Linked DNA regions of Homo sapiens: regions 1 and 3 are each linked to region 2. Evidence: chromatin loops called from intact Hi-C (ENCODE). Cell type or tissue: heart right ventricle. All regions are shown on one strand.

Region 1 (2,500 bases), 2.0 Mb before region 2:
TTTCATCACCATTAGGATTTTGTGACCTAAGGCAATTCACTTAATGTTCCTCTAAAGTACCTATAAGATACTTTATTGATCCATATTTTATTCATACTTTCCACTTCAGAATCTTAGGAAAACCTCAGTAGAGCCAGTCTAGGAGTCATTGAGTGAACACTAGTAATGCCCTTTGTGATCCTCCATAGAAAATTGCTTAACAGGACCTAGTTACATATATTGGTTCTAACATCCCAAAGTAGATATTTCCTAGCACTCATCATTATTCTTTAATGTGTCCAGTTAAATCCACACATCTGCCTAATTTTTTTTAATTGAAGACTGCATGAGACCTGAGACCTAAATGATCTGTTCTTGTGACTAGACTGAGTACTAATTCAGGTAGGAAATTGTTAAATCATTTCCAAGTTACAGCATTACTATGGTAGAACAAATTGCGTTTTCCATGAAAGATATCAATAAGGACTTACATAGGACTTATGTCTTTTCCACTTATTCTTTTCTTACCATTTGTGCTAAAGAATTTTGACCAATTTTAGGATTCAAGAGGAGCCTGTTTTCAGAAGTGAAATAGATTAGAAAATTATAGTTTTTATTTTATTAATATCAATTTGTTGTTTGTGAGAGGTGCTGCAAAATAGTGTGAACTATTATTTTATTGATGAAGACAATACTCATGTAAACTTCAGTGGTAATAAGAAAACTAGATTTTTCTTCAGAAGAAAGAAACAGTTCTTTGTTCTCCATGGCCATGTGGGATTTCTGTATTCAGCCTTTAGCCCCACAGCAATATGCGTATCTCTATAAAATTGTTCTACTTTTCTAAGCAAAAGAGCATAGGGGCTATAAAATCTTCTTTCTGAACAAGCCAGTGCAGAACTGTGTAAGTTGCCTTCGTTTGTGTAAATCTCATTGAAAAGCTGCAGGAAATGTTTTATTATTCCTGGAGAGCATCTTGCATTTTTTTCTGCTGCACATCAGCAGCTGTCCAGCAGATGGCACTGTGTGGTAACCAGATGACAGTTGCCTTTGCAAATGTGGCTGTTTGCATTTCTGGCATGTATATTTATAAATACTCATTCTGTTAACATTACAGCGTAGGGTATGACACTTTTTTGAAATACAAGGTATTAAATGCCAATGATTTATAAATGTGTATCATATGCCAGAATATTATTATGTATCATTACCCTCTAGAAGAGGTATAGTAAAACTGTTAATGTTTCCTTAAGGACCTTTTTATTTTTCTGATGATAAATATTGGAGTTCACTTAATAGCTTGTCCTAATAAGGTAGAGATATATCAGCAAATAGTCTCCACACTGATATTATCCTGGGTAGCCCTCCCCTTTTTTGTGTGTTGAGGAAGGGACATGGTTGAGCATAGTGTAATGGCCTTGAATGAAATGTCCACAAACTGCTTTCTGTTGCCACAATGTGGAATATAGTGGCAGTCAGAAAGTAAGGAAAGAAAACTAGCATGTCGTTCACTCAAAGTGTGGTTCTGGAAGCATGGGTCTATCTGGTGCTTATAAAAAAGGGAGTATCTTGAGGCCCACTCTAGACATTATGTATCGCAATATGCATTTTAATAAGATTCTCTGGTGATTCATAGTCACATTAAAGTTTGAGATGCATTGACCATAAGGCCTCCACATCTTTAATGTAAAGCAGGTGTTGAGAGCCTAATCTGCACCAAGCAGTGGACTTGGGCTTGTGTTGCAGATGTGGTCAAGTCAGGATACCTACCACCGGGGAACTTACACTCGGTGAATGGGCAGCATGTTACAAAAAGTACACTTCAGCAAAAAAGTACAATCCAGCAAAAAGGATTTCCTTTCAAATGTGAAGAGGATAGAGGTGAGGTGATAGCAACTCTGAAAGAAGCTTATTATAAATTGTATCGGATTATTGTCTCAACACACTTTCAAAAAGGGGCTAAGAGACGAATGCTCCAAGTGCCCGTGTTTGGTACATATTATGCTGAGGTTCATATTTAATCTTTGTAACAACTCTAAGAGATAGATACCACTGTCCTGAAAGGAAACTATGCAAAGCATTCACACAGCAAGCACGTGATGACTTAAAGCTTCCACCTAGTTGGGTCAGACTCGAAAGCCCAAGCTTCTTCAAGAAGCTGCCTCCTAGAAGCCCAGGCTTTTCCGATAAGTTATCTATCCTTATAGCCCCTGCTATAGATAACAAAGGAAAGAGTTGATTTCCGGACCAAGGATCTGAGGATCTTATATTAAATTGTAAATTTTGGAAAGTTTGTAAGTTAAGCACTTAAGGTGACTTCCTGACTGAAGGTGATGATCACTTATATCTTGCATGTGAGTCATCTGAGTTTCTACATCAGGATGCCTGGAAATATAAACAGAGCCCTGCCATCTTAGGAAAGGAGAAACTGGCTGCAGATAGGGGACCTTCAGATGAAGAATTAGTAATAGGACAGGACTATCTATTAATGCTGAGCTGAGGAGGACTAAGAAGCCAAGTA
Region 2 (2,500 bases):
CACTGATTCTGAGAAAAAAAAAGACTTGGGAATTTAAATCTACCTCAACCACAAATGAACCAATATTGTTATAGTGTATAAAAAGTTGATATAATCTTATTCAATGGAAGCTTCCAGATCGAGTGCAGTAATTGTCCCTATACCTTGCATGAATTGGACCTCACCTGGAATGTTATGTCTCATTCCAGGAAAGACACAGTAAGAACACTGACAATCCCAACTGTCTCCAGGAGATGCTCTGGATTGCTTAGCACAGGGCCTTGGCCCTAAAGCTGCTCAATAAATAAGGACTGAATTATCCCGAATCAATCCTTCATCATCCTTCCTTCCTATCTCCTGAATTGATGAGGAGTCTGGAAATCATGAAAAATGATTAAAGGAAGTTGAAGGGAGGCAACTTCTGGCTTAATATAGAATATGATTTCTAACAGTGCTGCCGCACAAGGAAATGAAACGCCCAACCAAGTAGGGATCTTAGTACAGAGAGTGTTCCAGCAGGTGAGCACTCATGTACCAAGGATGTTACCAAAGGATTGCTTGCAGTAAGTGGGAGACTGAAGCAGGTGACCTCCAAGAGCTCTTTCAACTCTGAGGTCCCTGAAACAGATGTCAGGGTCTGTAGAGGGGATCTCCATGGCCAGCTCAGGACACTGTAGGGCTGGCCCTCCTCCCTCCTCAATGTGAGCCCCTACTCTATATGCTGAGGAATTCCTCAGAAGGTGACTTTACTGACCTGAGGAATTCCTCAGCATATAGAGTAGGGGCTCACATTGGGGAGGGGTGCTGGGCTTCAGCGGCAGCTTTACCCTTTGTGCAGCCAGGGATAGCCACCTGGTGGGGCTTGTTATGACAGAGTGACCTGCACTGGACACAAGGTAGTGTGTATGCCCTAAATCAGACAGAACATTTATTTTCCCTTACTTACAATAAATCACTCTACTTGTTTTAAAAGGAAGCTGGGCCAGGTGAGGTGGCTCACGCCTGTGATCCCAGCACTTTGGGAGGCCGAGGCGGGCAGATCACTTGAGGTCAGGAGTTCGAGACCAGCCTGGCCAACATAGTGAAACCCTGTCTCTACTAAAAATCCAAAAATTAGCCGGGCGTGGTGGCGCTCGCCTGTAATCCCAGCTACTTGGGAGGCTGAGGCAGGAGTATTGCTTGAACCCGGGAGGTGGAGGTTGCAGTGAGCCAAGATCATGCCACTGCACCCCAGCCTGGGTGACAGAGCAAGACTCCGTCTCAAAAAATAAAAATAAAAATAAAATAAAAGGAAGCCGTTTTCGAAGTCATTCTTCAAGAAATAATGATCCTTAGCTGGGAACTTTGTACCTGGGTGCCCCTTATTCAAATGCCACGTCTATATACTTTTTAAACTTTACTAGATTAGAGCACAGGTGAAGGAGGTAACAATGGGACCCATTCTGCCTTTCCTCACACAAGCACTCAGTTAAGAGTAAAATGTCCAGCGTAAATTGCTAGAGCCAAAGCAGCTGGAAAATATTTCCATGAAGCAATAGTGACATCTAGTGGTCAGATGAAATAATCACACTCCTGCTCACTTCAAGTGAAGGAGGGAAAAACAAAACCCCAAGCCTTTTTACTCTCCTTTTATACCTCTTATCCAACCATACCTGACAGGGAATTGGTTGAAAAATCAAAAAAGTCAGTAAAACAGAGAATCATTAAAATTATACATGCAGAGCTCACTAAACACTTTAACCTGGAACATACACCTAACTACGCATGTATTCACCAATCATGTGATGCATGGCCAGGGTCTCTTTCCTGAATGCAGATCCACCAAGTTGCTGCTAGTCTCTGTTGCACAAACCAAACCATTGTACATCATATACAGTGCCCAGCGTTTGCTTATTATATGGTGAGAACCTTAAGACACTTGTGAAACAAAATTCCCTCCGCTGATTTTTATGATTTTTTTTCTCTTATAGTTGTCTCTCTCACCTTTTATTCAATGATGCTTTTTTGGTAACTCAGTTTTATCGAGCCTTTCCAAAGCTTTCATCTTAGATTTTATAGGAACGGCAACTCTTTCTCTTTGTACTCATATTTCATCTGTTTATTAACTATCTGATCAAATACAAATCCTCCAAACATAAACAGGAACAAATGAAATGGAAGGAAGATGTTTATTTCGATAAGGCTTACCTATGTTCATTTTTTTCCTAAGCCAGGGGGCAGGAGTATTTTTAAATCTGATTTAAATTTCCAACGTCCACTGCAATTATTTCATTTCACCTCTCTCTCTCTTTCCTGCAGCGCAATTTCCCCCACCTCCTTCACTTACAGCCCAAACTCCCATCTCCTGTTCAAATGGAGTAGAGATTCCGTCACTCTCTCCCACCTCTACCTGCTGTACTTCCCCACACCAGCTTCTCAACATTCCTGTTTCTTCAGCCTTCCTTCTTATCTCAAAGAAGAGGAAGCTCCCAAGTGTGCATTTACCATTTGGTGTTTGCCTTTCGTTCACCCAACTGTCCTT
Region 3 (2,500 bases), 1.1 Mb before region 2:
AATCAAACTAAGATTTTAAGCAAACACATACATCTTAGAATAGACCAGGTTTCATTTTTCTCCTGTAAACAGAATATTCCAGCAAAAGGAGGTAACTTGTACTCAAGCCCTTGTTCCTACCTTTGCAAAACTCACTGTTCTACTGTTTCCTAGTGGGTTTCAAGACCAAATAAGTACATTTACAATGGTGATAGTGACATCAATGACTAATGTTTTGGTTAATGCCTCAAAATTGAGAAAAATGACCAAAAGTGGGGATTTGTTAAAGCAAACTAAATATTGCCTGAGAAGGACTCTGTACTTCTTTATTTAAGTCCTTGTGGGTGAACTGCAACCTAACTTAATAGGCCGACAAGATTGAAAACCTAACTTAGGAATATGCCCTGAAACTATAGCTGAGACTTGGCCAATCCCAGCAGCCATACTTCAACCACTTGTACACTGCTGAGTGTTCAAACTGTGTTCAAATAAGGCAAACAGCAATCTGTAACCAATCCAGCAGTTTCTGTACCTCACCTCTGATTTCTGTACATCACTTCCTTTTTTTTTCTCTATATATTTGTTCTGACCATAGGCATTCCTGGAGTATCTGTGAATCTGCTGTGATCTTGGGGGCTGCCCGATTCATGAATTGCTCATTGCTCAATTAGACTCCTTTAAATTTAATTCAGCGGAAGTTTTTGTTTTAACATAGGTAGTCAATAAATAGGTCTTAAATTCATGAAAGAAGACTGCCATGGTTGTATACATGGATTCATCCCTCATGAATTTGGTAATTGGCTTGGTTTATATACATATTACTAAACAGAAATGGATTGAAGTCTTTACTTTGGGGCTAGTTCTTGTTTTTCCAGAAATTGCCAATTAAGATAGAAATACAGACAAAGAAGGAAAATAGGTTAGCCCTTAATCATCCATTAAAATAGCATCAGGAAAAAAAAAGATCAGTTCCCATATTGACCAGAAGAGGGCAGAGTCCCAGTGGTAATGTGACATAGGACAGGTGTTTGATGCTGCAGGAAGGTTTCAGAACATATGACACTGCCTAGGGAAGGTAAGCATAAGTGTCAAAGATAGCCACGTGGAAGAAAGAGAAAGAAATAATCTCCAGGAGGGGATGGGATAGGAGATCTTAATAAATCTTAATAAATTCTATTTCCTTTACTGAAATTCATCTTCCTTCCTCAAACATTATTGAGCACCTACTATGTGTCGGGCAATGTGCCTGGGACTCACAATACAGAGACAGATATACTTCATGTGGTGTCTGCCCCAGGAGCTTACATACTAGTAAGGGTTACAGAAAATTTTTTTTTTCCTTATGTGTTAGACTTCTTTTTTCTTTTCTTTTTTTTTTTTTTTTTGCCACATTTTCTTTAAATATATATATATATATATATATATATATATATATATATATATATATATATATATATATTTTTAAATTATACTTTAAGTTTTAGGGTACATGTGCACAACGTGCAAGTTTGTTACGTATGTATACATGTGCCATGTTGGTGTGCTGCACCCATTAAATTGTCATTTAACATTAGGTATATCTCCTAATGCTATCCCTCCCCACTCCCCCCACCCCACAACAGGCCCCGGTAGGTGATGTTCCCCTTCCTGTGTCCATGTGTTCTCATTGTTCAATTCCCACCTATGAGTGAGAACATACAGTGTTTGGTTTTTTGTCCTTGCAATAGTTTGCTCAGAATGATGGTTTCCAGCTTCATCCATGTCCCTGCAAAGGACATGAACTCATCCTTTTTTATGGCTGCATAGTATTCCATGGTGTATATGTGCCACATTTTCTTAATCCAGTCTATCATTGATGGACAGTTGGGTTGGTTCCAAGTCTTTGCTATTGTGAATAGTGCTGCAAGAAACATATGTGTGCTGTGTCTTTATAGCAGCATGATTTATAATCCTTTGGGTATATACCCAGTAATGGGATGGCTGGGTCAAATGGTATTTCTAGTTCTAGATCCTTGAGGAATTGCCACACTGTCTTCCACAATGGTTGAACTAGTTTACAGTCCCACCAACAGTGTAAAATTGTTCCTGTTTCTCCACATCCTTTCCAGCACCTGTTGTTTCCTGACTTTTTAATGATTGCCATTCTAACTGGTGTGAGGTGATATCTCATTGTGGTTTTGATTTGCATGTCTCTGATGGCCAGTGATGATGAGCATTTTTTCATGTGTCTGTTGGCTGCATAAATGTCTTCTTTTGAGAAGTGTCTGTTCATATCCTTTGCCCACTTTTTGATGGGGTTGTTTGTTTCTTTCTTGTAAATTTGTTTGAGTTCTTTGTAGATTCTGGATATTAGCCCTTTGTCAGATGAGTACATTGCAAAAATTTTCTCCCATTCTGTAGGTTGCCTGTTCACTCTGATGGTAGTTTCTTTTGCTGTGCAGAAGCTCTTTAGTTTAATTAGATCCAATTGGTCAATTTTGGCTTTGGTTGTCTTTGCTTTTGGTGTTTTAGACACAAAGTC

What was found. Hi-C counts contacts between places; a loop is a spot of excess contacts. Peaks named below come from ENCODE experiments on the same cell type or tissue, not always from the same donor. Only the 100,000 strongest peaks of a DNase experiment are listed, where the experiment ranks them.
Region 1: it touches region 2 in a loop (16-fold over the local background); 9 of 110 quality-filtered maps call a loop at or near these places.
Region 3: a loop joins it to region 2, with 14 times the contacts of the local background. A loop is called at or near these places in 13 of 110 quality-filtered maps.

The regions. Positions count from the first base shown.
Region 1 is chr12:66,859,838-66,862,337 of GRCh38, reverse strand. It overlaps a transcript of GRIP1 not described here. Among named protein-coding and RNA genes, the nearest start is that of GRIP1, 180 kb to the right of the region's middle. In heart right ventricle, a CTCF peak has its summit at 989 (motif pointing right); a DNase peak (open chromatin) is centred at 997; H3K27me3 peaks cover 16 bases.
Region 2 is chr12:64,890,094-64,892,593 of GRCh38, reverse strand. All of the region lies in intron 1 of LINC02389 (long intergenic non-protein coding RNA 2389), which reads right to left. Among named protein-coding and RNA genes, the nearest start is that of LINC02389, 7.6 kb to the right of the region's middle. RefSeq lists an enhancer at 2,457-2,500. In heart right ventricle, CTCF peaks have their summits at 1,328 and 1,533 (motif pointing left); no DNase peak of the experiment used is centred here; H3K27me3 peaks cover 860 bases.
Region 3 is chr12:65,982,306-65,984,805 of GRCh38, reverse strand. No RefSeq gene overlaps it. Among named protein-coding and RNA genes, the nearest start is that of HMGA2-AS2, 35 kb to the right of the region's middle. RefSeq lists silencers at 863-1,157, 734-1,305. In heart right ventricle, a CTCF peak has its summit at 962 (motif pointing right); no DNase peak of the experiment used is centred here.